Linked DNA regions of Homo sapiens: region 1 is linked to region 2. A link is an interaction called in ENCODE POLR2A ChIA-PET data of the cell type or tissue named here. Cell type or tissue: PC-9. All regions are shown on one strand. Each heading gives the region's core, and the rest is flanking DNA. Links, peaks and the distances in the headings are about the cores only. Region 1 holds the start of LINC02035 (long intergenic non-protein coding RNA 2035). Region 2 overlaps SLC49A4 (solute carrier family 49 member 4).

Region 1 (17,705 bases), core at 5,355-10,354, 54 kb before region 2:
GCAAATACTTTTTTTTCTTTCTTTTTTTTTTTTTTTATAAGACAAGGTCTCATTCTGTCACCCAGGCTGGAGTGCAGTGGTGCAATCATGGCTCACTGCAACCTCTGCCTCTGCCTTCCAGGCTCAAGCGATCCTCCCACCTCAGCCTCCTGAGTAGCTGGGACTACAGGTGCATGTCATCACGCCCAGCTAGTTTTTTGTATTTTTTGTGGAGATGAAGTTTCACTATGTTGCCCAGGTTGGTCTCAAACTCCTGGATTCAAGTGATCCACCCTCCTCGGCCTCCCAGAGTGCTGGGATTACAGGCGAATACAGGTGAATACTATCCTTATATATATATAGCTATAATGGCAGAATGAATTCTGAAAAAATAGAATTACTCAAAGAGTATACATGTTTTTAAATTTTGATAGATTTGCCCAACTTACTGTAACATTACCTTATATCTTTTCTTTTTATGTCTTTCTCTCATAGAAGTGATTCTCCACTTTTAGTGCAGAGTTCATTCTAGGGGAGCAAAAAAGTTGGCCAAAGTGACTTGACAGTCCCTGCATCTCCAGGCCCTTCTCATGGGAGAAGAGTCCCTTCTTCCTCCCATGGCCCTGGTTCCCCAGGAACCTGGTCAGATGTTCCTTTAGAGCCACACTACACCTGGTTTTGTTTTGTTGTTTGGGTTTTTTGTTGTTGTTTTGTTTTTTCAGACAGAGTCTCACTCTGTCCCACAGGCTGGAGTGCAGTGGTGCAATCTTGGCTCACTGCAACCACCGCCTCCCTGGTTCAAGGAATTCTCCTGGCTCAGCCTCCCAAGTAGCTGGGATCACCAAAGCCCGCCACGACACCCAGCTAACTTCTTGTGTTTTTAGTAGAGATGGGGTTTCACCACGTTGGCCAGGCTGGTCTCAAACTCCTGACCTCAGGTGATCCACCTGCCTCAGCCTCCCAGAGTGCTGGGATTACAAGCATGAGCCACCGTGCTCGGCTTACAACTTTTTTTTTGTTTGTTTTTTTGCCATCAAATCTTGCCTCTTTTGATGTCTTATGTTTCCTGGGTTCCTTTTCTTTAAAATACCAATTGGCTACGCAGATTCCAGCCTAAGTGTGACTGGTTGACTGTGCATAAAGGTTTTCAGGGTCTGACCTCAAAGAAGTCAGTGATGTTGGGGCTTTCAGGATCTATACCTGGGCATTTTGGGCAGAGGGAATCCCAAAGCCCTCGACACTGAAGCTGTCTGGGATCCTACGGCCCTCCCTTCTTCCACCCCTTTCCTTATCTCAGGAGTAGGGACAAGGCCCAGGGTTCCTGGAATTCCTCCCTGGTTCCCCCAACCCTCCGTTACCAGCACTTGTGATCCGGGCAAGGAGTGGGGCCCTTCTGGCTGTTTAGGGCATCTTTTTAGACTTACAGAGTTCCTGTGTTCTCTTCATCTTCATTTTAATGTCCATATGATCCCTAAATGGTGATAGAAAAGCTGTTACTGTCACTTGATGTGTGGGAGGGGCTTGAGACAAGTGGGCATGGGAAGACCAGACTTCCATCTCCACCCTAGAAAATGACAGGCAAATGGACATCTCAGTCACGGTTTTGTCATGTCTATTACTCCCAGGTTTCTGAAACAGCTCCTCCCACCCATCCTCCTCCCAACAGACAAGCAGTGTTGAGCTGGTCTTTGCACAGGGATGGCTACAGATTGGCTGCCTGCCACGGTGTGCAGTCTTGAAGGACCCTATCCAAAAGCCCAGAGGGAAATCAGCTAAGCCAGTCAGAGTGGCTGTCTGTGGGATCTGGACTGAAGAATGAGGATAAGATAGGCTAGTAGCAATAGAAGAATGTAGCAGAAACACCGAGACTGCGAGGGAGAAAGACTGGACTGGCTGAGATTGAGAGACAGGGAGGGAGAGAGAGAAAGGGTAGCTGGCCCCCTCTTGGCTCCAACCCATATCCAGTCGAATCACTTCTTATGATGGCTGAAGTGACTCTATGATTCTTGTAACTGTAGGAGCTCTCTATCTCATGGACATCCACGGGTGTGGCTCAGAACTCACTCTCCTGGACCAACTTCTCCCTCTACCCAAATACCCTACAAAGGAGATTCTTTGCCCAAAAGATGTTACCATTGGCTTGGCCTATGATCTTTACTTTTAAATTCTCTTTCAGAGAAAAGAGGAGTTTGACACATTTGTGTTTGCTTTCCTGGGCCACATCCAGAAATAAACGGTCTATGTGCTGAGGTAAATCCAGTTCCCGGACATCTTATCTCCCCACTCAGAGGAGTGAATCCAGCTCTCAGCCAGCACCACACATGTTCCTGCTTGTTCGTTTCTGTGAAGTACTGTGGGGTAGAAGACTATTATTGTTATTATTATTTTTTTACCACATACTTTCTGAAAGATTTCCAAAACATTAGTTACACCCTCACAATTTTTACGTTGACATCTAGAATTTCTCATTGTAAAGAGCTGCAAAAGATGTAATTTCTGGCATATTGTAAATAGTGACATTTTAAAAATATAACTGTTCTTTTAAAATGTAGTCAAGAGAATCTAAAAAGTACAGCGTTTTAAAAAAATAGAGAAAGAATTCTTGAACAAATGGAAAATTTGCTTTGTTCCTTTTACTCCTCGGAGTATCCTTCTACTTCCCCCACAGAATTTTATTTTAATGTAATACATTTTTAAGCCTGAAAGTTTTTCATTGTTCACCTATCATACTTCTCTGCAATGAAAATATGTATATGAATTATAATTTTAATTTTAAAAATGTCTTATAAGATCTAAGTTTAAAAATGTATTTGGGATTAAGATATCCATGATTATTATTGATATCAAACATTATAAAGATATTTGAATTTTGACAATTATTAAATACAAAGTAAAATTTTAGAGAACAGAAGTTTAGAATAAACGTCACTTATTACCACAATGAGAAAAATTAACAGGAGAGAAAGACAATGTGTGCACAAGAGAGAGTGTGCGACATCTCAGAAGGCCAGTAAGTTCAGAAATTGAAAAATCATTGTTGTTAAATGAATTATTTACAGACGAAATCTTTTAGATTGTGGACATTGAAATCTATGGCAGAAATTTTTAAAAATAGACAAGTTGGCAATGATGAGAAGACTTGTGCCCAAGTAAAAGATGAATATGGATTTTATAGTATTTGATAATCTTTTGGCAGAATGTAATAAAAATGGTAAAACTTTTAAAAGAAAAATACGAGAAAATCTTTATGAGCTTGGGTTAGGCAAGGATTGATGTGACATCAAAGGCACAACAATCCATAAAAGAAAATATTGATTTATTGGACTTCATCAAAAGTAAGAAAGACATTGTTAAAAGAATGAAGAGATAAGTCACAGGCTAGGAGAAAACACTTGCAAATCCAGAACATATAAAAAATGATCAAAGCCCAATGAGACTCAGGCATGGTGGCACACACCTGTAATCCCAGGTACTCAGCAGGCTGAGGTGGGAGGACTGCTTGAACTCAGGAGTTCAAGACAAGCCTGAACACAACCCTGTCTCAAAAACCAAACCAAGAAACAAAAATCCAGTGAGGAAAAAAAAATCCAGTAAAAAAATGGGGAAAAGGTTTGAAGAGGCCCTCCGCCAGAGCTGATTTAGGGGTGGTAAATAAACAAGTGGAAAGACGATCAACATCCTTAGTCGTTAGGAAAATGCAAATTAAAACAACGAGATACCACAGCATATTATTACAATGGGTAAAATTAAAAAGGCTGATCAGGCTGAGTGCGGTGGCTCACACCTGTAATCCCATTTTGGGAGGCTGAGGCAAGTGGATTACTGGTCAAGAGTTCGAGACCAGCCTGGGCAACATAGTGAAACCTTGTCTCTCCTGAAAATACAAAAATTAGCGGGGTGTGGTGGCACGCACCTGTAGTCCTAGCTACTGAGGAGGCTGAGGTGGTAGAATCACTTGAACCCTGGAGGCAGAGGTTGCAGTGAGCTGAGATTGTGCCACTGCACTCCAGCCTGAGTGACAAGAGGAAGAGTCTGTCTCAAAAAATAAAAATAAAAAATGAAAATAAAAAAAAGGCTAATCATACAAGGCATAGTAAGGATATGGGACAACTGGAATTCTTCTACACTGCTGGTGAGAATGAGAAATGAAACCACTTTGGAAAACAGTTTGGAAGTCAAGCATTTCAAAAGACAAAAATTATAACAAATTTAGCTTAAAGAACTTTATCTGTTTTATTTATTTATTTGTTTTATTTTAATTATTTATTTATTTTATTTATTTATCTATTTTATTGCCATTCTAGAATTGAGCAACACTTCATTCCATAAAATAGAGTAAGTATTCCAATGAGCTGAACAGAAGAGGCTGGCTTTATAGACAGAGAAGGGCTGAAGAAAGCAAAAACTAAGAGAAAAGAGTAGAGGTCATTTCAAAGTTACTTTCCATGTGACGGGGGACAGGGAGACAAAACAGGGGAAAGATAACTGGTTCCCGTCAGGTGACTTCAGGTGACTTTTTGTCATAAGGATGAAAACATGGAGAACTTCATTGTCATGCCCATTAAAGACTGAAACTGGCCTGTCTGGGGAATTGGCCGTTCTCTCTTCTGATTTCGTAGAAGGTCAGATAATAACTTATTTTCCGTTTGGTGATATGGAACTTTAGCATGAGTGACTCCATTTTTACTTTTAGAGTGGTCCATTGGGGCTTGGTGCAGGAGCTTAGTCCAAAACAACGGGTTGCTATAATCTGTATTTAACAGCATATGCTTACTATATGATCAGCCATTCCATTCCTAGGTTTTTCCCCAAGAGGAAGGAAAACATATGTCCACACAAAGACTTGTACACAAAGGCTCACAGCAGTTTTATTGATAAGAGCCAAAAACTGCACAGGATGCAAATATCCATCAGCACATAAATGGATACACACATTGTGATATAGCCACACAATGGAATCTAACTCAGCAATAAAAAGGAACAAACTATTGATACATGCAGCACCATGAATAAATCTCTAAATAATTATGCTGAGTGAAAGAAGCCAGACAAAAATAATTAGAACAACAGGACATACTGTATGATTCCATTTATATACAATTCTAGAAAATAAAAATGAATCTATAGTGACTGAGAGCAAATCGTGACTGCCTGGGGAGGGGGTATGGAGACAGGAGGGGTGGTAGGGAAGGAAGGATATTAAAGGGGGTAGATGTGCTCACTATCTTGATGGTAGTGATGGATGCATGGGTGTGCACCTGTCAAAACTTTTATTTTACACTTCAAATATGTGAGGCTAACTGTATGTCAACTGTACCTTCATTAAGTGGTTAGAAAAGTATGAATAAATGTCCAAGAAAATGTAAAATACAAACTTACCTCTTACAATGTTCCTTTTACTCGAAGGTGTACTGTTCATCTGTACAGTAAGGAATAGGGAACTTCCTACCTTCGCCTCTTTGCAATATTCTCAAGGATGCCCCTGGGACACAGACCAAGGCACCAGAGAAGGAAGTACTATCGAAGCTCCTCCTTACTACTGAGAATGGTGAAGAGGCAGAGAGGATGAACTCAAAAGCAGCATGCTTTATTCCAACCCGGAATATAGTTAGATAAGGTGTGCAGCCTTGACCCGAGTGTCACGTGGAAGAAACAAGGTCCTGCTGCCCTCATGGTTGCTCACTGATGCCCTCCTTGCCTTCTTTTCTCAGAACTTGTCTTCAGCGGTTTGGCGATCTTTCACAGTAGTTGGGAAACAGGAGAAGTAAGATTATTAAACAACAATTGCCATTCTTTCTGCTCCTCCACTCTATAATCCATCTGAATCCTGAAAATCCCAAGTCAAAGCACCCCATCTCTAATGCCACATTGTCTGGGACAGAAATACATACAGAAAAGGGACAGATACAAAGCGCTACCCTGGACTCATCATGACAACTGTCGTAAGAGGTACCGTGGACGCACATTCTTAATCGTCTTCTCTCACTTTTTTCTGGCAGTGAGGAGGTTTTAATTTTACTATTAGTTTTTTTATTTTTATTTTTTACATCCAGGACCTCCGCAGCAGTGCTGCTAGGTGTGAGAGATGCATCTGTTGCTTGTGAAGTGGGAACAGGGAGCAGGTGAAAGGGGAAGCGGGAAGCGGAACACAGCCGTGACCTCCTGTCAGCAGGCGCTGTCTTAGATCAGTTTTAGGAAAGGCAGTTCTTGCTTTCCTTCAGTCTCTCGTGCTTGTGAGCCTCTTGTGCCCCTTGCCCTGATCCAAGGGCCCCTGATGCTGAGGGATGACCGTGGACTTCCGAACTCCAGCCCCACTATTTACTGAGCAGCTGTGTGCTGCGTGACATGGGGGTGGTGACACCTACCTCGCAGGGGTTCTGAGAAGAGTAAATTGATTAAAGGACTTCGTGTAGCACAAAGGGCAGCCTGTACAAATCCATGGCCCTCGGAAAACCCCCTTCCCTCCACATTTGGATAAAGAGCTACCCAGCACCTACTGTTTCCTGGTTAGAGCCCGGGCCTCTGCAGCAGCCACATGGCCTGGGCTCAAACCCAGCTCCACCCCACACACCAGCTATTTGACCTGGGGCAGTTTTCTCCTCTGATGCAAAATGGAGCTAATAATAGAACCTACTCCGGGTTTGCTGTGAGGCTGAGGCATGGAAAGTGCTTGGAACAGTATCAGGCATAGAGCAAGCACCCAAAATTATCACCACTGTTACTGAGCTAAGAAGCACTGGGGGTTCAGGCCTGTTTCCGCAATCTGAGTCACGGATATGTCAAAGTAAATGTGAAAAATATGATCTTCAGCTTCATAAAAATTGCTTTGTTGACAAAATTCAAAAATATAACCTAGCATCCTTTAGGGAACAAATGATACTCATCCAATAAATTATGCATGAAACAACTCTCTAAGACACCACTAGTGAAAAACGAAAGTATCCCTTATAGGGCCTCCCCATCTCCATTTATATCCAAATGAGAATTTGCCTCCCTCCCTCCAGCCCTTCCTACATCGTCTCCTTTCTGTCTTTTGCTAGAATTAAGAATTGAATGGTCTTAAAGATCATCAAGTCATGTGTGTGTGTTTTTTTATTTTGGTGGAGACCAGGCTGGTCTTTAAGTCCTGACCTCAAGCGATCCTCCTGTCTTGACCTCGCAACATGTTGGGATTACAGGCGTGAGCCACTGCACCCCGCTATCAGGTCCAGTGTTTTATATAAGAAAGAACTAAAGAGGTGAAATAGGGCCCATTCATGCCGAGGGCATGTGGTTTGTAAGTAAAGAACAGGAAGGGGAAGAGGTCAGTGTGACTCACTCTCCTGTCACCCTTCTCACCTGAGCAGAATCCTGAAATGCATTCATTTGCTAGTAGACCCTACGGGGCTGGCTAAAGAACTAACCTGGGGACACATATCGGGAGCTAAAGTCTTCATATCTGAACAAAGTAACGTGCTTTCTGGTTATCTTTTCTAACAAAATCATCAGAAACTAGGATAAATATACAATGGGTATTCCCCAGAATCGATCTCCTCAGGAACAACCTAATGTCCCACAATAAAATGAAATTTTAAATTATGTTTCCTTGTTATGGGAAAATGTTCAGGATATAATGTTAAGAATATAAAACAAAAACACAGTACAATCTGTACTATATTAAAAGACATTTACAGCAAGAAGAAAGCATTACACTTTTCTGTATTTAAAAGTCTTTAATAGCTGTTTTTTGTTTTAAACAGTGTCTCACTCTGTCACCTAGGCTGGAGTACAGTAGCAGGGTCACTGCTCACTACAGCCTTGAACTCCTGGGCTCAAGCTATCCTCTTGCCTCTGCCTCCCAAAGTGTTGCGATTACAGGCATGTGCCTGGCCCTGTGTATTATTTTATGATGGAAAAATTATTTTTAAAAATCAGGGTAAGAATTCTGTTTCCTATATGGCATTAAGATAGGTACACTGTGTGTTCACCCAACCAGCATTCATTGAATAGACGCTGAAGACTCAAGAGGGAAGGGAGGGAAGAAGGCCAGGAACACGTATGAGGCAATCAAAATGTGCCAGGAGCTTTGTGCTCCTCACTCTATTCCAACACCATAAAATCCAGGCAAAGGTAAATGTAATTATCTCCCTCCCTGATTTTATGTTTTTTAAATGAATGAGGACAGGGGATTTCCAAAAGAGACAACGGAATCCCCGTCTCCGGGCTTGCTGCGGAGGAGAAGGATTTGGCCCAGCCGCCTCTGCTTCCTTACTCGTATTTTTTTTCTCACCACATCTTGCTGCCCGAACGCTCAGGAAGCTTTGGCTCCACTTCTACTGCCATTTGGAGTTTGATTAAAAACAAAATGCGGACCACGTTATCACAAGTGCTTTCAATACATGTTTATTGCAAAACCACAAGCACAGTAACCATAATGTCAACATAACCGTATTTCCTAACGGAACAGGAGATCGCCATGCCTAAGTGCGTGCGTTTTCCAAAGAAATGGCGGCTTATTTGGAAGCTCACACGCTGCAAGTGATGACGAGAAGCCCTGTTGTGAACTAGGAGTTCTAAACCATTAAACATTTAATTACCACTTTGGCAAAGCAATGCACATTACCATTTCTACAATGGAACAGCACAGAGATTTTAAATGCATCTTTATTTTTTAGAATCTTCAGTATTCACAATGTGTAAAATGAAGCAGCATTTTAAGTAAAGCTCTATGCCAAAACAGTTTCTTAAAAAGTCTGGATTAAAAAGAAGGAAAACCACACATGAATAATATTTATCAGTGCTCACAGTTGACACTAACTATAGTTTTTTAAAAGAATAAAAATACTCAAGACTTCAACATTTCCTTACAAAAGTATACTTGGCCATAAAATAAAAATCTATAAAACCCCAAATATTACAAAAGTAAAATGCAAAAAAATTTTGTATACAAATGTAATACAATCTTTACATGGTAAGGATTATTTAAAAACACACAGAACACTTCCTAAGTGTGGATGTGCTTGGGAGCTGAACTCATCACACACCTCTGCTCTGACCATTGCACAGACCTAGCAGGTGGCAGAGCGGGTGCACGGCCCCTGGCATCAAGTCTCAGTGTTGGCAGGTTTTAAGCTCCCCCCGTACCCATTCATACTTGCATCATCTCTTGTGCTGGAGAAGCTTGCTCAGGCATATGGGGTGTCACAGGAGCTGCGGCACCTGCCTTCCAGGAGCCTGTATATAACCTATATCCTCGTGTTACTGCTTTAAAATCAGGCCCTGGAGCTGGGAGGACTCTCAAGAGACGACCCTGTCCTCTGGGCCAGTCCTGACCCACTCTGGCAGTGAGTCTACCGCAGCCTGCTGGAGCACTATTTCACCCTGGCAGTCAGAGGGTTCCACTGCAGCCATTTCTGCCAAAAACCTCTCCCAGGATGGGCCCAGATCCCGAACAGAAAAGGACTTTGTTCTTTCACTTCTTGATGCCCTCTTCAAAGGAGTCAGAGGCATCAAGTGTCACCTGGGACTGGAAAGAAGGGAAAGGGGAGGGGATGAGTTGGAATGAGACTCAAGGCCCAAGGCTGATGGGAAGGGATGGGGGTCTGTTGGGCATGCTAGGACCCACCAGCGTGGAGAGTGCTGCAGGCTCCCTCACCAGCAGAGGCCTCTACTCTGGGTTTCTGCCATAATTCTATCTCCACTGCTGGCCTTCCTGCTCTGACTGTAATGTGGTGCAGAGCCATGAAAGCCAGACAACTAATGGCATAAAATGAGGCCAAATACACCTTGGCTCGATAACAGACAGGGAGAACAATAAAGTGCTTGGGCTTTGGAGAGTGATTTTGGTTGGACAGGCTTTCTGGCTTGCTTCTAGGTATGTGACTGAGAGAATGGAGGCAGACGGAAAAGTCTGGATGGAATAGGAGATAGTAGCTTTACTTGGATCGAAATCCCCTTAGACTACCAGAGATTTCTCTGCATCCAAGAATTGGTATGAAAAGTAATTACTCTGGCAGAATGCATGAAACACAATAAAGTAGGAATAGAAGCATGCCTTCAATCAGAGAACATTTCTTTAGAGGGGTGACTGTGAAAGTTAAAGACTTTTGAAGAAAACACAGCTCTTCCCAGGCTGCAGTGGATGTCTAGATTCACACTGCGTTCTCAGAGCACAGGAACCTCCACTATGCCAGACGGGGCATCTGTAAGGCCAGCTTCCCCAGATGGCTGGTTCTACCTTCTAGAGTTTCCACAAGGCTTGGAGTCAGCTGCTCACATTTAAGAGAAGGAAGGAAGTGTGAGATGTGAGGCTGCTTCCCCACCTCCACCTCCACAACTCTTCATGCTGGGGTCCTTTGCCCTGACTTGTTCTGCCTGTTTCCCCTGTCACTCTGTTTCTTGACCCCTCCCTCCCTCACACCCTCATTCTTTGAAAGCAAGAACTTCTAGTGCAAAGGGGAGTGGCTCTGGAACTGATGACAGAGGGAGGTTGTAGAATCTCTATCCCTCGAGAGCTGAAAAGGCAGCTAGCCAGACCCTCTGCAGGCAGGATGTGCTTGGAGGCGGGAGGCTGGGCCAGATGACTTCGTGAGAATGAGCCAGCTTCAGAGTTCTGCTTTTCAGAACCTGCTTCCACCACAACTCCATGCCTCCAAGCCTCCTCCTGTACTTTGGCTTGGCACACATATTAACAAATACGTCTACAGGTCTGGCTTCTATTTCAATACTCTTCCACTGCGGTCTCACAGATCTCCTTACATGGTTCCTGTCTCTCCCTTGGTAGGAGGCTCTTTTGGCCTAATCCCATGCCTTAATGAATGAATGCTGGCAGATCTGAAATCTTTGAAAGCTTGTTAGCTTTCCCTAAAAACCTTTTCACTTATTTTCAAGCCATCAAAACAGATTTCTCTGCCTTTCCCTTCAAAGGCTGTCCAGCGGCATTTTTTTAATTCTAAGAAGGTCACACATAACTATATATTGATTAGGGACAGCATGGATTTTTAATGGCCCAAGGAAACAGGATTTAGAACATATTTTCCCAAGAAAGTAAGATCCCGTACAGGAATCAAGACAGCTGTACAGATGAGCTACAAAGCTTCCAACAGCCCTTTTGGGGGTGTTGCTGGCTTTGAGTTAGGTTTTATGAATGGACTCACTGGAATGCAAATCTGAGGGCCAGGAGGCTGATTTGTTTGCTTCTGCACCCTCAGTGCCTAGCCCAGTGGCCAGCATGAAGTGGGAGCCCAAAACATGCTGGTGAATTATTAAATTATTAGCTACAGATTCCTCAATCCTGGTTCTTTTTTAAAAAAATCTTAATACGATCTGCTTTTATGATAAAATCCATGCCTGACTTTAGAGTGTTCATTATGTTCAGATTGTATAACAAAGTAGAAAAGATCATAGTCTGCTTTAAGATGAGAGAAACAGTTTTCCTAAGAAAAATTAAAGCTTTTAAAAAAAACATGAATGAAACTTCAGGACCTAGATAACCAAGAATTTACTGGTAAAGGAATACTGACAAAAGAGTGAAAAGGTAAGGGAATCAGCAGATGGTTCAATAGAGTAACCTTTTCCCAATTAGATGGAAGGACAATTACAGGCAACAGAATATAGCACGGAGCTTCTGTGCCTAGGTGGTCTATATTAAACTTGAGTAAAAAAAGAACAAATACAGGGACTTCTCTATTCTGAGATAGAAAAGGGTCAAACATTAGGACTAAGGTATCAATTGATTTCTTTTTCCTGAAAAGGTCAAGTGCAATTGACAAAAGAGGAGGAGGGAGGCCCAAGGTAGGGATTCTTTGGGACATGGGGCAAGGATCCTGGAGCCAAAACCCAAGGGACAGCGGAGGTATGGAGGAGAGGGATGGCTTTACTGGGGATACCTGTATTACTTACTACAATGATTTCTCAGCAATAACTCATTGATCAGGAAGAGTGAGTGCAATGCGAATTAGTGAATTCAGGGAAGGACTAAGAACCACCACCTTCAACACACACACTGAACTCTACTGAGCAGGCCCTATTCTTCCTATGGCAGGTAAGATGGGATCGACTCCCTCTCATGACTTCTTCCAGGCACTTTCTGAGTCACAGACCTAAACAGAAACAGGTAGTTATGTGTGTAGGCCAAGGAAGTGATTTTGTTTGGGACTTGTGGATGCAGTGTATTAGGATGGAGGCGGGATTTTCTTAATGCTTAATTTTCACAAGCCTCCAAAATGACATATTTCTGGTGGGGAGGGAAGTAAATTCGGAACTCGGGGCATTTGTAGTAAATGAAATAATTGGCAGGAACTAAAACCTGCCCTTTTTAGCATTCTTTGGGTTTCTGCAAAGGCTCAGGGGGCTGGGACTTCACTAGCAATACATCAAGTGTGATTAGGTTTACTCACACGTATAAACTGAAGGGTTTCTGCAGTCTCCAGCCCCCAAAGTAGCCCTGCTCTATGTGGCTACCTGATATCCCAAATTCTACCATTAGAAAGCCCCCTTTTGGTATTTAGCCTTTGTTCTTGTTAGTATTCAAATTCCCCTTAGAAAGGAGACCCACAAAGCCTTATGAGTATAAGCATCTTAGCATGTATGCATTTGTTAAATTTTGTCTTAAGAGAAGGCTGGGGTACCAACAACATTCCCAATTTCCCATAGGAGTAATAACCAATTCCTCAGCCATGGAATGATGGTAGGGTTGGGATTCCTCATGCAAAAATTAATTCTGTGCCTCCAGACAGATCCAGATCTTACTCATGAAAAGAATATCAGTGGGACAGAATGTCTTTTCCTCAAAATCAGTTATGGTTTATGATTTGAGAACAATATATGGGCTCCTGTTATGCATAATTATTTGGGAAATTGTCACTAGCTCTTTGTAATTGTTAGTTCAGGAGTGTGTTTTTTAAAAAAAAACCTTCTGACTGGGCATGGTGGCTCATGCCTGGAATCCCGGTACTTTGGGAAGCCGGCAGGAGGATCGCTTGAGGCCAGGAGTTCGAGAATGGCCTGGCCAACATGGCAAAACCCCATCTCTACTAAAAATACAAAAATTAGCTGGGTATGGTGGCGCATGTCTGTAGTCCCAGCTACTCGGGAGGATGAGGCACGAGAATCCCTTGAACCCGGGAGGCGGAGGTTGCAGTGAGCCAAGATCACACCACTGCACTCCAGCCTGGGAAACAGAGCAAGACTCTGTCTCAAAACTATCTCAAAAAAAAAAAAAAAACTTCATTTTTCTGATTATCTTTCACTGCCATGTAATTGTACATATATAAATTACTCTGCATACAGAATGAATAGTATACATGGATGAAGGAACGAATAGATATAACAGTCTGAAAGTTTCCCTAATGCTGGCACCTGTAACACATCACTAACAGGGCCTTGTAGAAGTTCCTTATTGGTTTGAGAAGATAATGTATAAACTGGGAGTACTGGTGGAAAAGTATTGCACTCATGTTTTCTACTTTTTGGTTGTGTGTGACCAAGGGGTATAGATCAGAGAACTGTAAAACTTTTCAGCAAAAAGAAACATCTTCTCTGACCCTCCTATTTCAGAAGTGAGGAAGCCAAAGTTCAAAGAGAACAGATGACTTGCCCAAAGCCCCATGTCTTCAGCCATGCAGAAGACAGACGCCCAGACTTCCTGACACTGAGGTTGGTCTTCTGGTTCACTTCTCTCTCTCAGAGCTATTAATATTATGCTCACATTATAGTCACGAGGAAGTCTTGTTGGCCGGACATGGGGGCTCACGCCTTTAATCCCAACTCTTTGGGAAGCTGAGGTGGGAGGATTGCTTAAGTCCAGGAGTTCAAGACCAGCTTGGGGGAACATAGTGAGACCCCTTCTCCATAAAAAATAAAAAATTAGCCAGGGGTGGTGGCATGCGCTTGTAGTCTTAGCTACGCAGGAGGCTGAGGCAGGAAGATCACTTGAGCCCAGTAGTCTGAGGATACAGTGAGCTATGATCATGCCACTGCACTCCAGCCTGGATGACAGAGACTGTCTCAAAACAAACAAACAAACAAAAAAACCCTTGTTTACTAACACTTGAGTACAGATCATTCCTTGACATGCTGAAACTTAGCTCTTATTCTGTAAAATATCTGCACAGTTTACTGGAAGAATCTGACCATGTGGAGATGGCATCATTGCAAAGCAACTTACAATTCTTTGATGCCTTAACTAAAGATGTAAGTTCAAGGATTGGCTTTACTACCTGACCTAACAGTTTTGATTTCTACAAGTGCAAACCCATGCTGCCTCATGATGAATCCAATCAAACCAAAGGACTCGTATCTCGTTTGATCTGATTCTGGTGAGCAAATGCAGTACCCCGACCTGGCTCCCAGTATGCTATCTCAACATCAGATGACAGATTTTTCTCTTATTGCATTTGATACATTTAATAAACCCTGTGTTTCATATATAAAGTCCTTTGGGAAAATAAACAGCACCTGCAGCTTATCTCCTCCCACAGACACTGAAAAAGCAATTTCTTCTTATTGAATGTGGATGCAGCATAAGATTTCATATGTTCACGTACAGGGCTCACATGAGGGGGGCTACCGCACAAATGGAAACACCAAGGTGCTGGGCACCTCTCCAGCTTTACAGACTGCACATGCTTTGGTCATGTTCATATTTAAATAAGAATCAACTGGTATTTCTGAATTAGAAGAAATCTAAGGGAACATTTTTGCTCACTCCCTCATTTTAGAGATGTTGCTAAAGGAGAAATGAAGTGACTTGCTCAAGGTCAAATAGCTGAAGTCACCAGGCCAGGGTTAAGAGCCAGACCCGTGGGCTCCTACACCAGTGCTCTTTTTCTCTGTCCTCTCTAGTAGGGTCCATGAAGAATCTGCATGCCCGGCTCTCTCCTCTCCACCGCTGGCAACTCGTAAAATCTGGGTGTCACACAGCTCGCTCCCAAGCATTGTCAGAAATAAGAAGACACCATCAGAAAGGGGAAAGCTGGATGGGCAAGAAGACAGGAAAGGAAAAAGTGACCAAATGAAGCTGAGCTTCTGGCCTGCTACAGTTCATCATTTCTACTGACAGCTTGAAAATTAGGAAAGACACAGAAGTTGACCAGGAAACAATAAGAATTATCAGAATCTCCATTAGCTATTTTTTCAAAAAACGAAATTGCACAAGCCAGGCTGGGCAACATGGTGAAACCCCATCTCTACGAAAAATATAAAAAATTAGCTGGCATGGTGGTATACACCTGTAGTCCCAGCTACTTGGGGGGCTGAGGCTGGAGGCTTGCTTGAGCCTGGAAGATTGAGGCTGCAGTGGGCTGAGATCACACCAGGGCACTCAAGCCTGAATGACAAAGTGAGACCCTGTCTAAAAAAAAAAAAAAAAATTGCACAAGATTATTCTTTTGGCTTCTGTTTTCTATAATATTGTGTGCCTCTGCAGAGACAGGGAAGCCAAGAAAGTCCTGTGGAGGAAATCTATATGGATTTCATAGGTCGGTTACTCACTTTCTTTTCTCACAGTACAGGGAGCTTAGTTGATGGTGTTAAGAACAGAAATTGTATTTCCAGTAAGAAAACACAATAGTGCATATTGGAACTCAACTCAATAATGCATATTGGAACTCACTTTTGAACTTTAGAATATGATAAAGCTTGATGGTACATAAGCAGGTCTGTGAAACACCTACATTAACCACAATATGCTACATCTGACAGATTCATCTGGGAGAGAAATAAGGATCTCAGAAACTTCTGCTTCTGCCCATAAAGTTTATACCAATATGGTCCAAGAAAGAGATCCCTAGGTGACTCGATTTTAAATGCCCCCCGAGTTTTTATACATAGATATGTAAATGCATACACAAGTTTCTTCTGAAAGAATGAATGATGATACCCTCTGGAGAGAATGGATTAAACAGCATGTTTGTATGGAGGTAGACTTTACTTTCTATTCCTGTACTATTTTATAATAGTTATACACTCATGTATTTCTCATGTAATTTTCAAAACTCTAAAAGAAATGAAAAAAATTACTTAAAAGAATTACTTATGGCTAACACATTGATCATTTAGGGATTGAATGCTGGTCTAGGAGCCAAGTGATCTGCTAAAACCTGGCTGTGTCATTTAACCTAAAAGGTTCTCTACTGATTTGTAAAATGAGGTGGCTGAATTAGATCATTTCTTTGATTCTATGATCCTTCTGGGTAAATGAGAAAGCCAATTAGAATTAGATGAAGCCTAAATTAAATAGTGCTTTAAAAGAAGTATCATTTTCTAACATTAAGGTAAACTGACAGTTTCTCCAAGTTATCCTTGCCATTTTGTTCAAGGTTGCAGAAGCTGTCTTTATAAATCAGAAGAATTTATAAAGTAGGGAATGCGAAGAGTTCTGTGATGTTTGGGTTGATATTCTGGTATCCCCTTTGGAGTCCCAAGCCTTACAATGTACTATGTCCAGCAAGCACGTTTAGAGTTAAAATAGCTTGATGTGTTTTGATTATTTCATCAAAGCTACTGAAATCAATTCTATGCTTTCATTTTTTAGCTAGGTTAAAAAAAAGTTTAATTCTCCCTTGTTGAATGAACAGAACAGCTGGGGCTGGGTAGCTTTTTGTTCTCTCTTTTTGAGAGTGGGCTAAGATGGAAAGCTACTGTTTGAGGCATATCAGATTCTAGAGCACAACCAAAAGACCACATAAAGCAATTAGCCCATATTCTAAAAATGCAACAAGTAATAACTATAGAAACTTGTTAGAGACCTTTGAAATTCCCATATCAAGGAAATACTCGAACTTCTAAAGCTTAGCTGTGAGAAGACCTGTTAAATCTTTCTGGAGCACCTGGGCTTACTCATGTTCTGAGCTTGCTAGCGTCTCGTTCAGGAGAGGAAACTCTGAGCGTATGGCCTTATTTCCTATTCGGGAATGAGAATGGATTTCTGCTGGGGATCCTGGAGAGGGGTTGAGGGTGAAGAAGCCTGTGTCAGAAAGTCAGTTCAAGAAAGTGGAAGGTCTCAGGGACAGAGCTGAGGTCAGATTCATCCAAGGGTTGAGAAAGGTATCTGACGAGTCAGAGCCTCAGAAAATCATAAAGTGATCTAAATCCTGACCACAAACAAATGTAAATCAGAGAGACTGAGGGCCATGTAACTGCCTGTATCACTCCCATCCCCCTGGCCAGAGATGACACCCTCCAAGGGACCCCTACGGGCCTCTGTATTAGTTCCTGGAATCCTCTCCTAAGTTTGAGGTTCCATCTGAACCAGAAGGACACGTGAGGAAATGAGCTCGAGAGCCAAGATGTCTGCTGAGTGAGCAGGCCACCCCGCCTCTACTGAGCACAAAGTACCCCACAGCCCACTGTAAAGTCCTGTTCCACTTTCTTGAACTGACTTTCTGACACCCAGAAACATTCCCTCTGAGTATTGCTCACATTTCCTAACAGACCAGCACACTGTCTGATAGTAAAGAAATAAACTATCTTGTCCCTTCTGCATGAATATAATTCCAAATCAAAGTGGAATTGCATTTTTCTCCGATATTCATAAAATAGGCTTGATAAAATGTTCTCATAGTTTCCTGCATTTCTTTTTTAATATGACATTTTCTTCATATCACAGCTTTAGTACTTGCCTTAATATGGCAAAATGATAGTAATTTCTGTACTTATTTCAGGGACAAATGTGCAATGTGATTTTTTAAACATTAATTTAAAGCAAATTTGCTATGCATTTTTATTCAATCTTGAGCCTAAAGTGA
Region 2 (14,697 bases), core at 16-5,015:
ATCAAGAGATGGTAAAGGAATTGTTTTTAGCTATGGAAATTTGTTAAAAATTACGAGGAAAAGAATAAAAATAGTATTCTACAGAAGTGTTAGATCTGCAATTAAGCCCCAAACAATGGCCTATAGAATGTAAGATCCTTTCTAACGATAGCAAATATCTGTTGATTCAAAATTTCAGAAACTAATTATTTATTTTTAACTTAGGATAAACAGTGCAATACAAGAGACATTGCTCAATGCATACTTTTTCAACGGTAAATTTAGTGATATCTGAAATATTCCACTTAATTCTACTGGAAATCAAGTATTTCCAGTAAAAATTTAATGTCCAAATTGACATGTGCTTTAAGTGCAAAATATCCACTGAATATCAAAGATGTTATGAATAACATATCTCATTAATAAGTTTTAATATTGATTACATGTTAAAATAATGTTTTAGATATGCTTGGTTAAACAATATGCTACTAAAATTGATTTTACTCATTTCTTAGAACTAATTTTACTTATTAATTTTACTTATTTCTAATTAATTTTACTTATTTTTCCTGTTAAAATAAGATTATTAAAAATTTTCAAAGATTTTTATCCCAAATATACAAAAAATTAAAACAAATTTTTAAAAATTTCAATAGCTTTTGGGGTACAAATGATTTTTGGTTACAAGGATGAATTGGATAGCGGTGAAGTCTGAGACTTTGGTGCACCTGCCACCTGAGTAGTGTACAGTGTACCCAATATGGAGTTTGTTACCCTTCAGTCTCCACCATCCTCTCCATTCTGAGTCTCCAAAGTCCACTATACCACTCTGTCTTTGCCTACCCTAAGCTTAGCTCCCACTTATAAGTCAGAACATACAGTGTTTGATTTTGCATTCCTGAGTTACTTCACTTAGAATAACGGCTTCCAGCTCCCTACAAGTTGATGTAAAAGCATTATTTTGTTCTTTTTTTACGGCTGAGTAGTATTCTATGGTGTATATACACTCATTTTCCTACTCATTGGTCAATGGGCACTTAGGTTGGTTCCATATCTTTGGAATTGCAAATTGTGTTGGTATAAACATGTATGTGCATGTGCATACGTCTTTTTCATATAAAGACTTTTCTCCTTTGGGTAGACACCAGTAGTGGGATTGCTGGGTTGAATGGTAGATCTCCTTTTAGTTCTTTAAGGAATCTCCATACTGTTTTGCATAGAGGTGGTACTAACTCACATTCCTACCAGCAGTGTATAAGCATTCCCTTTTCACCACATCCATGTCAACATCTATTGTTTTTTGACTTTTTAATAATGGCTATTCTTGCAGGGGTAAGGTGGTATCTAATTGTGGTTTTAATGTGCATTTCCCTGATGATTAGTGATGTTGAGCATTTTTTCCTATGTTTGTTAGTGTTTGTATGTCTTCTTCTGAGAAATGTCTCCTGGTCATGACATTTGCCCACTTTTTGATGAGATTTTTTTTTTCTTGCTGATCTGTTTGAGTTCCTTTGTAGATTCTAGATATTAGTCTCCTGTCAGATACAGAGTTTGCAAATATTTTCGCCCATTCTGTGGGCTGTTTGTTTACTCTGATGATTACTTCTTTTGCTGTACAGAAACTTTTTGTTTAATTAGGTCCCGTTTATTTTTGTTTTTGTTGCATTTGCTTTTGGGGTATTAGTCATGAATTCTTTGCCTAGGCCAATGTCCAGAAGTGTTTCTCCAACATTATCTTCTAGAATTTTTATGGTTTCAGATCTTATATTTAAGTCTTTGATGCATCTTGAGTTTATTTTTGTATAAGGTGAGAGATAGGGATCCAGTTTCATTCTTCTACTTGTGGCTTGCCAGTTTTCCCAGAACTATTTATTAAATAGGGTGTCCTTTCTCCAATTTATGTTTTTGTATGCTTTGCTGAAGATTAGTTGGTTGTATGTATTTGGCTTCATTTCTGATTTCTCTATTCTGTTCCATTGGACTGTCCCATTGACTACTTTTATACCAGTACCATGCTGTTTTAGTAACTATACCCTTGTAGTATAATTTGAAGTCAGGTAATGTGATGCCTCCAGATTTGTTCCTTTTGCTTAGGATTGCTTTGGCTATTTGGACTCTTTTTTGGTTACATATGAATTTTAGGATTTTTTTTTCTAATTCTATGAAAAATGATGTTGCTATTTTGATAGTAACTGCACTGAATCTGTAGATTGCTTTGGGCAGTATGGTCATTTTCACAATATTGATTCTTCCAATCCATGAACATGGAATGTGTTTCCATTTTTTTGTGTCATCTATGATTTCTTTTTATTTTATTTTATTATTATTATACTTTAAGTTTTAGGGTACATGTGCACAATCTGCAGGTTTGTTACATATGTATACATGTGCCATGTTGGTGTGCTGCACCCATTAACTCGTCATTTAGCATTAGGTATATCTCCTAATGCTATCCTTCCCCCCTCCCCCCACCCCACAACAGTCCCTGGTGTGTGATGTTCCCCTTCTTGTGTCCATGTGTTCTCATTGTTCAATTCCCACCTATGAGTGAGAACATGCGGTGTTTGGTTTTTTGTCCTTGTGACAGTTTGCTGAGAATGATGGTTTCCAGCTTCATCCATGTCCCTACAAAGGACATGAACTCATCATTTTTTATGGCTGCATAGTATTCCATGGTGTATATGTGCCATATTTTCTTAATCCAGTCTATCGTTGTTGGATATTTAGGTTGGTTCCAAGTCTTTGCTATTGTGAATATTGCCACCATAAACATACGTTTGCATGTCTTTATAGCAGCATGATTTATAATCCTTTGGGTATATACCCAGTAATGCGATGGCTGGGTCAAATGGTATTTCTAGTTCTAGATCCCTGAGGAATCACCACACTGACTTCCACAATGGTTGAACTAGTTTACAGTCCCACCAACAGTGTAAAAGTGTTCCTATTTCTCCACATCCTCTCCAGCACCTGTTGTTTCCTGACTTTTTAATGATCGCCATTCTAACTGGTGTGAGATGGTATCTCATTGTGGTTTTGATTTGCATTTCTCTGATGGCCAGTGATGATGAGCATTTTTTCATGTGTTTTTTGGCTGCATTAATGTCTTCTTTTGAGAAGTGTCTGTTCATATCCTTTGCCCACTTTTTGATGGGGTTGTTTTTTTCTTGTAAATTTGTTTGAGTTCATTGTAGATTCTGGATATTAGCCCTTTGTCAGATAAGTAGGTTGTGAAAATTTTCTCCCATTCTGTAGGTTGCCTGTTCACTCTGATGGTAGTTTCTTTTGCTGTGCAGAAGCTCTTTAGTTTAATTAGATCCCATTTGTCAATTTTGGCTTTTGTTGCCATTGCTTTTGGTGTTTCAGACATGAAGTCCTTGCCCATGCCTATGTCCTGAATGGTATTGCCCAGGTTTTCTTCTAGGGTTTTTATGGTTTTAGGTCTAACGTTTAAGTCTTTAATCCATCTTGAATTAATTTTTGTATAAGGTGTAAGGAAGGGATCCAGTTTCAGCTTTCTACATATGGCTAGCCAGTTTTCCCAGCACCATTTATTAAATAGGGAATCCTGTCCCCATTGCTTGTTTTTGTCAGGTTTGTCAAAGATCAGATAGTTGTAGATATGCGGCATTATTTCTGAGGGCTCTGTTCTGTTCCATTGGTCTATATCTCTGTTTGGTACCAGTACCATGCTGTTTTGGTTACTGTAGCCTTGTAGTATAGTTTGAAGTCAGGTCACATGATGCCTCCAGCTTTGTTCTTTTGGCTTAGAATTGACTGGGCATTGCGGGCTCTTTTTTGGTTCCATATGAACTTTAAAGTAGTTTTTTCCAAGTCTGTGAAGAAAGTCATTGGTAGCTTGATGGGGATGGCATTGAATCTATAAATTACCTTGGGCAGCATGGCCATTTTCACGATATTGATTCTTCCAACCCATGAGCATGGAATGTTCTTCCATTTATTTGTATCCTCTTTTGTTTCATTGAGCAGTGGTTTGTAGCTCTCCTTGAAGAGGTCCTTCACATCCCTTGTAAGTTGGATTCCTAGGTATTTTATTCTCTTTGAAGCAATTGTGAATGGGAGTTCACTCATGATTTGGCTCTGTTTGTCTGCTATTGGTGTATAAGAATGCTTGTGATTTTTGTACATTAATTTTGTATCCTGAGACTTTGCTGAAGTCGCTTATCAGCTTGAGGAGATTTTGGGCTGAGACGATGGGGTTTTCTAGATATACGATCATGCCATCTGCAAACAGGCACAATTTGACTTCCTCTTTTCCTAATTGAATACCCTTTATTTCCTTCTCCTGCCTGATTGCCCTGGCCAGAACTTCCAACACTATGTTGAATAGGAGTGGTGAGAGAGGGCATCCCTGTCTCATGCCCATTTTCAAAGGGAATGCTCCTAGGACCAGATGGATTCACAGCCGAATTCTACCAGAGGTTCAAAGAGGAGCTGGTACCATTCCTTCTGAAACTATTCCAATCAATAGAAAAAGAGGGAATCCTCCCTAACTCATTTTATGAGGCCAGCATCATCCTGATACCAAAACCTGGCAGAGACACAACCAAAAAAGAGAATTTTAGACCAATATCCTTGATGAACATCGATGCAAAAATCCTCAATAAAATACTGGCAAACCGAATCCAGCAGCACATCAAAAAGCTTATCCACCATGATCAAGTGGGCTTCATCCCTGGGATGCAAGGCTGGTTCAACATATGCAAATCAATAAATGTAATCCAGCATATAAACAGAATCAAAGACAAAAACCACATGATTATCTCAATAGATGCAGAAAAGGCCTTTGACAAAATTCAACAACCCTTCATGCTAAAACTCTCAATAAATTAGGTATTGATGGAATGTATCTCAAAATAGTAAGAGCTATCTACGACAAACCCACAGCCAATATCACACTGAATGGGCATCTATGATTTCTTTCAGCAGTGTTTTGTAGTTATTGTAGAGATATTTCACCTTCTTGGTTAAGAATATTCCTAGGTATTTTAATTTTTTTGCAGCTATTGTAAAGAGGACTGAGTTATTCATTTGATTCTTGCCTTTCTCGTTGTTGGTGTAGAGCAGTGCTACTGATTTGTGTACACTGATTTTGTAACCTGAGAGTTTACTGAATTCATTTATCAAATCTAGGAGTCTTTTGGAAGAGTCTTTAGGGTTTTTTAGGTATATGATCATATCATTGGCAAACAGTGATCATTTGACTTCCTCTTTTTCCAATTTGGATGCCCTTTATTTCTTTCAGTTGCCTGACTGTTCTGGCTAGGACTTCTAGTACTTTCGAACTGAAGTGGTGAATGTGGGCATCCTTGTCTTGTTCCAGTTCTCAGGGGAAATACTTTCAAGTTTTCCCATTCAGTATGATGTTGGCTGTGGGTTTGTCATATACAGCTTTTATTTTGAAGTATGTCCCTTCTATGCCTAGTTTGTTGAGGGTTTTTTTTTTATCATAAAGAGATGCTACTGAATGCCTTTTCTGCATCTATTATGATCATACTGTTTTTGTTGTTAATTCTGTTTATGTCATATATCACATTTGACTTGCGTATTTTAAACAATCTCTGGTATGAAACCCACTTGATCATGGTGTATTATCTTTCTGATGTGCTGTTGGATTCAGTAAGCTAGTGTTTTTATTAAGGATTTTTGTATCTATGATCATCAAGGCTATTGGCCTGTAGTTTTCTTTTTTGTTATGTCTTTTTCCGGTTTTGGTATCAGGGTGACACTGGCTTCATAGAATGAGTTAGGGAGGAGTCCCTCTTTCTCAATCTGGTTTTGGTATCAGGGTGATGGCTTCATAAAATGAGTTAGGGAGGATTCCTGCTTTCTCAATCTTTTGGAATAGTTTCAGTAGGATTGGTATAAATTCTTCTTTGAAAGTCCGGTAGAATTCAACTGTGAATCCATCTGGCCAATCTGACCATAACCTTTTCTTGGTTGGCAATTTTTAAGTTACTGAATCAATCTCACGGCTCATTATTGGTCTGTTCAGGGTTTCTATTTCTTCCTGATTTAATCTAGGAGGGTTGTATGTTTCCAGAAGTTTATCCATTTCCCCTAGATTTTCTAGTTTGTGTCCATAGAGGTGTTCATAGTAGTCTTGAATGATCTTTTGTATTTCTGTGGTATTGACTGTAACGTCTCCATTTTCATTTTTAATTGAGCTTAACTGAATCTTCTTTTCTTGGTTAATCTAGCTAATGGGGTATCAATTTTGTTTATCTTTTCAAATAGCCAACTTTTTGTTTTATTGATCTTTTGTATTTTTTGTTTCAATTTTATTTAGTTCTGCTCTGATCTTTGTTTTTTCTTTTTTTCTGCTGGCTTTGGTTTTGGTTTGTTATTGTTTCTCTAGTTTCTTGAGGTGTGACATTAGGTTGTCAATTTGTAATCTTTCAGACTTTTTGATATAGGCATTTAGTGCTATAAACTTTCCTCTTAGCGCTGCTTTTGCTGTATCCCAGAAGTTTTAATAACTTACATCACTATTACGGTTCATGTTAAAGAATTTAATTTTCATCTTGATTTCATTGTTAACCCAAAAATCATTCAGGAGCAGATTGTTTAATTTCCGTGTGTTTGTACAGTTTTGAGGGTTCCTTTTGGAGTTGATTTCTAGTTTTATTCCACTGTGGTCACAGAAGATACTTGATATGATTTTGATTTATAAAAATTTATTGAAGACTATCAGAAAATGTAAGATTACTTATGTGGCTTGCATTTTATTCCTACTGGACAGTATTACTGCAGCAGATGTAAAGACATAGATACTGCTTCTTGACCACAAGAAACTTACCATCTGGGGAGAGGAACCCAAGAAAAGAAAGAACCAATTTAGAGAGAGTTGTTGAAGAATCAATAAAAACTCATAACAACTACCTGTGAAAAAATTTCAAATGACAAAGTCTAGTGGTCCAACTGCAAATCATAATCAATAGTGGTATTTTATATATCCCAAGAATTAAATTCAGTACTGGGCATTTGAGCCTTCAAGAGTAGAGTTTAATCTAACTATACTAAGTTATACCAATAAAATTAAATAATATATTTGGTTTCTTAAAGTATGATCCTACTGCTCGTACAGAAAATGATTTCAGGTGATATGTGAATAATATTATTTATTTTATTCACTTTGTATTGACTACCACCTGCTTATTTTAATATGCCTTAACAAATACATAATAAGTTAAAATAATGTGCATATTAGGAAAAGTATAACACATAGAATTCATGATTTCACAGACACTATTGTATGATATGGGATTCTTTAAAAAAGAAAATTATTTAAGAAAAATAAAATATTTGATTTTTAAAACATTAAGCAAATAATAGTATAGGTGATATGTAGAGAAGGCAAAAATTATAGAAGTTTTTGTTTTTGGTGATTTTTCAAGATAGATTTCTGGTAGGAAATCTAAAATATTCAATTAGTATTTTATCAATTACTTACAACCTAATTAATAGGTTGCTGAAAAATTACTATCTTAAATTATTTTTTAAAAATCTGAAGTTACCTTGAAGGTGTCAGTCAAAGCCATCCAGTGACTCTCAGTATATTTACCTTAATAATCTACAAACGCTTCTCCGATAACTCAGCCGCTGGCTAGCTGCAGCAACACTGGGAGGAAGAGGAGGTCGGGGTGGGAAATAAGCTAGTGTTGCAGAAAATATTAAGCAGACAACTCCAAATTCTGAAAGAAAAAAATAGGTAAAATGTTAACCAGGAAACACAAAAAGTTGAAGACTTCAAGTATTTATTTGTTTTTTGAAACAGGGTCTCACTCCGTCACCCAGGCTGGAATGCAGTGGCATGAACATGGCTCACTACAGACTTGACCTCCTGGGCTCAAGTGATCCTCCTGCCTCAGCCTCCCAAGTAGCTGGGACCATAGATGCATGCCACCATACCAGGCTAATTTTTATTTTTTATTTTTGTAGAGATAGGGTCTCACCATGTTGTCCAGGCTGGTCTCGAACTCCTGAGCTCAAGTGATGTTCAAGCCATTCTCCTGCCTCAGTCTCCCAAAATGCTGGAATTACAGGTGTGGGCCACCATGCCCGGCCTCTCAGGTATTTATTTATCTAACAAATATTTACTAAGTATCAACTGAGTCTGAGACGTATAGAGATAAGCAAAATATAGTATCTAGCCAAGATTGCTCAGTCTAGTAAAAACAAAATTGAATATATAAAAATATAAATTTCAACAAGTAATTGGTAAAGAGGTTATACTAACAATGATGTATATGCTGATACTATGGCACACAGATAAAAAGACTGAGGAAGTAAACAAATGTTGTCTTATGGAGAAAACATTAAAAGCCAACAGTACCTTACTATAAAAGAGATTGTGAAACAGGTCTAGGATGATTGTCTAATAAGTGTGGCATTCAGAAAAAAAAACTGGTAAGAAATAACAGGATAGGAGGTTTGTTTGATTCATAATAGGATAGTCTGATGCATTGTATAAGACAGACCCAATTTACAGACTGTATGGAAAATTTGAACAAGAAAGCATCCAAAAATAAGAGACCAAGAGACAGGGAATAGAATTTAAACACAAGACTAGCTAATGTAGAGTATTAAACAATCAGAAGTAAAATGAATACCCAAACAATCTTAATTTGTCCCCATTATAGAAGGGAAGGTTCTAGCATCCCAATCTTTCCCTCTATAATTCTGGCACTTGGAAGTTCCAGCTTTTGATAACTGTGTCCAATTTTGTAGAAAAGCACAGCCCTAGTAGAAAAGTCAGGAAACTTGGAATATAGACCTGTCTATGCCATTAATTAGCTTGTAATTTGAACAAATCCCTTAATCTTTCTAGGCCAATAAACAGATTGAATTTAGTGATTTCTAGAGGTCCTTTCAGTTGGATAATTTTAATTCTAGGGCTATATTCTTAGCAAAAAAGGACAACATTCCTATAAGACAATTAACCACAGATAATTCTGTTTAATTCAGTTAGAAATTTAAAGATTCCTATTTTTTTAAACACAAGATTGTTAGCAGATTCCTTTTTTTTCTTTCTTTTTTTTTTTGGTGTTTTCAGTCTGTTTAGTCTTTGTCAATCTAAGGAGCAACAAGAAGTTAATGAACTGTTCTAATTTAGAGTTATTTTAATTATTAGTAATACTGAATGAGCACCTAAAATATGCATATTGGCCACCTGTATGTCTTGCATGATTGCCTTATTCATATTCTTTGACCATCTACTGGCATTTTTGTAAACAACTTCACTGAGATATAATTCACATGACATACAATGCACACATTTAAAGTGCACAATCTAGTGGTTTTTCATTTACCAGCAGAATTGTACAATCATAACCACAATCAATTTTAGAATTTTTTCAACAACCCAAAAAGAAACTCTGTACCCATTACTCTCAATCTCCCAGCCCTAGGCAACCTCTGATCTACTTTTAGTCCCTATAGATTTGAGTATTATGGACATTTCCTATAAATGGAATCATATAATATGTGGTCTTTTATGACTGGCTTCTTTCACTTTGCATAATGTTCTCAAGGGTCATTCATGTTGGAGTATGTATCAGTACTTTAGTATTTTTTATTGTCAAATAATATTCCATTGCACAGATATATCACATTTTGTTCATCCACTTATCAGTAGATAGACATCTGGGTTGTTTCCACTTTTTCGCTATTATAAATAATGCTCATGTATACATTTTTACATGGGTGTATGTTTTCATTTCACTTGGATATATATCTAGAAATGTAATTTCTGGATTGTATGGTAATCTTTGTTTAACATTTTGAGGAACTGTGAAACTGTTTCCAATGCGGCTACACCATTTTACATTCCCACATATGGGAATGTATGAAGGTTCTAATTTCTCCACTTTCTTGCCAGTACTTTATTATTTTCCATTTTATTGATTCTAGCAATCCTACTGGGTGTGAAGTGTATCTTACCATGGTTTTGATTTGCATTTCCCTAATGACTAATGACACTGAGTATCTTTCATGTGTTCGATGAACATTTGTGTATTTTCTTGGGAGAAATGTGTTTGAGTCCTTTACCCACTTCTTAATGGCGTTGTCTTTCTGTTGTTGAGTTGTAAGAATGCTTTATATAATCTGAATATAAGTCCCTTATCAGATATATGATTTGCAATTATTTTCTCCCATTCTGTGGACTGTCTTTTTCACTCTCTGGGTTCTTTGAAGCACAAAAATTTTAAATTGTGATGAAGTCTAATTTATCTTTTTTCCTTTGTCACTGGTGCTTTTGGTGTCTTTTATAAAAAGGCTTCACCTAATCCAAGGTCATAAAGATTTACTTGTTAGTTTTCTTCCAAGAGTTTTATAGTTTTAGCTCTTACATTTAGGTTTGAGTTAACAACGGGGTTCAAATTCATTCTTTTGAATTTGGATATTCAGTTATTCCTGTACCATTTACTGAAAAGACTTTTTCCCTTATTATCTTGGGACCCTTCTGAAAAATCAATTAACCATAAATGTAATGGCGTTTCTACGCAGTATCACTTTTTTAGAATCTCATTTCTATTCTACTGATTTATATGCCTATCCTTATGCCAGTACTATGCTATCTTATAGCTTTGTAATAAGTTTTGTAGTTGAGAAGTCTGAGTTCTCCAATTTTGTTCCTTTTCAAGATTGTTTTGGATATTGCTGGTCCTTTGCATTTCCATGTAAATTTCAGGATCGCCTTGTCGATTTCTGCAACAAAGGCAGCTGGGATTTTTAAAGGGATTGCACTACATTTGCAGATAAACTTGGGGATATCTTCACAATATTAAACCTCCCAACATGAACATGGAATGCCTTTCCATTTATTTAGGTCTTTTTAAATTTCTTTCAACAGTGGTAGTCTTCAGATTATAAGTTCTGCACTTCATTTGTTAAGTTTATTCCTAAATCTTTTATTCTTTTTGATGCTATTGCAAATTGAATTGCATGTTAAGATTGTTCATTGCCAATATATAGACAATTGATTTTTACATATTAATCTTGTACCATAAAACTTTGCTAAAATCTTTTTTTAGATCTAATAGTTTTTAGTGAACTCCAGATAATTTTCTATATTCAAGATCATTTTCAACAGAGATATTCTTTACTACTTCCCTTACAATCTGGATATCTTTTGCTTTTCTTGTTCAGTGATACTGCCTAGAACCTCCAGCACAGTTTTAAAAAGGCATGGAAAAATGGACATCCTTGTCTTGTTCATAACCCTAGAAGTGAAATGTGATGTTACCTCCAGGTTTTTTGTTTGTTTGTTTGTTTGTCACCCAGGCTGGAGTGCAGTGGTGTGATCTTGGCTCACATTATAACCTCTGCCTCCCAGGCTCAAACGATTCTCGTGCCTCAGCCTCCCGAGTAACTGGGATTACAGGCATGTGCCATCATGTCCGGCCATTTTTCTTTTTAGTAGAGATGGGGTTTTGCTATGTTGGCCAGGCTGGTCTCAGACTTCTGGCCTCAAGTGATCCTCCCTTGTCGGCCTCCCACAGTGCTGGGATTACAGGCACAAGCCACTGTGCCAGGCCTCTTGTGGGTTTCCAATAGATGCTTTTTATTAGGTTGAGAGAGTTCCTGTCTATTCCTAATTCATTGATTGTTTCCAGTTCATTGAAAGGGTGTTGGATTTGTCAAATGCTTTTTCTTCATCTTTTAAGATGATCATGTTTTTTCCCTTTTATCTGCTGATATGATACATTCCATAAATTGAGTTTTGAATGTTAAACCAACCTTGCATTGCTGGAATAAATCCCATTTAGTCATGGTATATCATCCGTTTTATGATATATGTTGCTGGAATCAGTTTGCTAGTATTTTGTTCAGGACTTTTGTGTTTATACTCATCTGAGATTTGGATCTGTAGTTTACTTTTCTTATGTTACCTTTGTCGGGAATAATTTAAGAATCTCTAACTTTTTAAAATGACAATTCTAGTACAGTATTTTGAATAGAATGAAGTCCTGGGACAGTCTTTCAGAAAGGCAGATTGGCAAACATGAAAGCAATGAAGAAGTAACTGGGAAGCTTTGAGCAGGGGCTTCTGCTTGACTGCATGAGAACCATGAGCTGCATGTACTGCATTAATATATGCTTAACAGTGCTTAACATCATGTAAAAAATACAATCATTGCTTAGGTTTTCAATAAAAATAATAACATGACCAAAATAAAGTTTAAAACTTATGTTTCACCTGCGTTCAGTTTTATTTACTCATTTTTACATTTTTATTTTTTCTTTAAAAGGAATAAGTTGTGTAAAGGAGGTGAAATGCTTTATATACTGCTGCTACCCTTGCTTTCAGTTTTAATCCTTCTAAACCATATTTTGAAATGTAAATGTCATCAAATAACTCTCTGACATACAGTTCTTCAGAGTGTGGCCTTTGCCTACAATGTGGTGAACCTTAAACCCTTCAGGCCTGCTTAGAAGGTTTGCGTGGGGCTTGCCTTCCTCTCTAGCTTCACCTACTAGTACTCTCACTAGATCTAAGCCACTCTGGGCTTGAACGTACCAGGGTGTCTCCCTTCACTGGACTTCTCCTTTAAGTTTCCTCTCTACAGTGTAATCTTCCTGCCTACTGTATTTAACCATCGTTCTCTCATTCCTCAGGCTCTGATTTAGAAGCTGCATCTCCAGGAAGCTCTACTTTACCTCCAAAATCTGGGTTAGGTGCTCCTTCTCCGAGCTCTCAGAGCAATTGTAGGCCTTTGGTTTATAATACTCCCTGCTCTATTTTACAATTGTTTACCTGTCTGTACCATTCAGGACACTGTAAGTTCTGTTACACCAGGAACCATGCCTATCTCAGTGACTCACATAGTGACAGATACATAGGCGTTCAAAACATGTTTGTGAAATTTATAAGTGAACAAAAAAGTTAAAACAAGGTTCAGTATAATTGGGTCCCTTATCATTCCAGTCTCATTTTCTGCCACTTGTTACCCATACCCAAACACAAACATTTACACCACTCCAGCCATACTCAATTACTTGCAGTTCCCTAGACATACTGAGCTCTCTCATACCTTCCCTGCCTTTGCAGTTACTGTTCCCTCTGTATGGAATACACTAACCACTCAAACACTTGGTGAACTCCTACAAAATTCTTAACTTTAATTATTACATTCTTGTTGAAGCCTTTCCTGCCCCCTCAACTTCCCTACAAACCCAGGCAAGTTAGGTCTCCCAACCTCTGTATATCTCTACTTGTATTATAATTGTCTCATCGTTGACCTTACCAATTCCTAGTGCTTAGCACAGTGCTTGGCATATAGTAAACACCTACAAAAAGTGTTCTGAATGCAGAGGAAATAACAAACAGGGATATAGAGAGAGGGGCTATATCTATGAAAATCCGTAGGAGACTATACTATAAGAGTGGACCAGGGCTTGACTCTAGAAATAAAATAATTCAAAGAATATTTTAGAAAGGTCAGTATCCCTGATAACAGACTAAACATACAGAGAGTAGGAAATGAGGATAAACTGTAGATGATCAAGGTAAATAAGGTTACAGAACATGGCTAATAATGGAGAAACTACAAGGGAGAAAACGGGCTTAACACCTACCAACAGATAGATGTTTAACAAAAGGTTATTGTCAGTCATGACGTTTTATATCCTGATAAGATATCTAGAGAGGACATAGAAAATGTGTTATACAGTACTTAACCGTAAATAGATGAAAAGACTAAAATTAAGAAATACCCCTCCATGTGGCAATAATAAATTTAAAACTTAACTTCCTAGGAAGAGTGTTCAGTTTTAATTAAGCATCTCTATATCATATGACAAGGAATGCACAGTGCATGTAAATTTACATATTAGTCCTCTCAAGTATTTCATATGAAGGTATCTGTTATACAAAAAGTAGAGTGAAGATGATTGAGATAAAAGACAAAGTATAACAAGAAGAAAATAAACTTCAAATTACCTGCATATAACACAGCCTCTATGCGATCTTTAATATGCGCCCTGCTGCTCTCTGCAGCAAGAAGAGGTGATGTCCCATTGGGAGCTGGAACAACAAGTGGTCCAACTAAAAATGCACATGCTCCCCCAAGATAACTGAGCATTGATGCAATAGCTGTGGCTGTGGCCCTTTCATCTGCAGAAAACCACGTCGTAGAGAGAAATGGTGCTGCATTCATTACAGTTGGACCTGCCAATCCATTTAACATCTGTCCTCCATGAATTAATCTGGAATTTAAAAATTAAAAGGCTGTGAGGTATTTGAAACAGGCATTTTCTAAGACAAAAAGAAATGAGCCAAACAGCAGTTTTTAACTATGGCAATAAGTATACATATCTGTAAAGAATATGACATGCCTAAAAGACATGTTGATTTACCTTCTAAAACAGGTATGTTGACTCCCTATGAGGGAGGATCAAACATAGTAATAGTTACCATTTATTCATTTCACAAATATTTACTGTGACCTATGATTTGTGCCACACATCAAACTAAGTACTTCCTGTAAGTACTTAGAACCTTGCTTCATTTAGTTGTTATAACAACACTAAGTGGTAGCTATTATGATCCCCATTTACTGAGATGAAAAATCCTAGATTTGGAAAGATTAAGAAACTTGCCCAAGCGCTGACAGGCAGAGCTGAAGTTTAGATCCAGGTCTGATTCCAAAATCCATACTCCTTCTACTAGACTGCCACTCATTAACAGACCTA

Evidence for each region. Peaks named below come from ENCODE experiments on the same cell type or tissue, not always from the same donor. Only the 100,000 strongest peaks of a DNase experiment are listed, where the experiment ranks them.
Region 1: POLR2A ChIA-PET joins it to region 2 with 5 read pairs; 3 of 35 experiments call an interaction of 5 or more read pairs at or near these places.

What each region holds. Positions count from the first base shown.
Region 1 is chr3:122,883,057-122,900,761 of GRCh38, reverse strand. It overlaps LINC02035 (long intergenic non-protein coding RNA 2035), which reads right to left and starts at 14,249. Exons shown (of 1, transcript NR_024618.1): 1 at 8,346-14,249. RefSeq lists an enhancer at 10,253-10,342. In PC-9, for the core only: no CTCF peak of the experiment used is centred there; DNase peaks (open chromatin) are centred at 6,531 and 7,281; H3K4me3 peaks cover 493 bases; H3K27ac peaks cover 1,861 bases.
Region 2 is chr3:122,826,314-122,841,010 of GRCh38, reverse strand. SLC49A4 (solute carrier family 49 member 4) reads right to left here. Exons shown (of 9, transcript NM_032839.3): 3 at 13,946-14,211; 4 at 7,565-7,694. Among named protein-coding and RNA genes, the nearest start is that of SLC49A4, 39 kb to the right of the region's middle. In PC-9, for the core only: no CTCF peak of the experiment used is centred there; no DNase peak of the experiment used is centred there.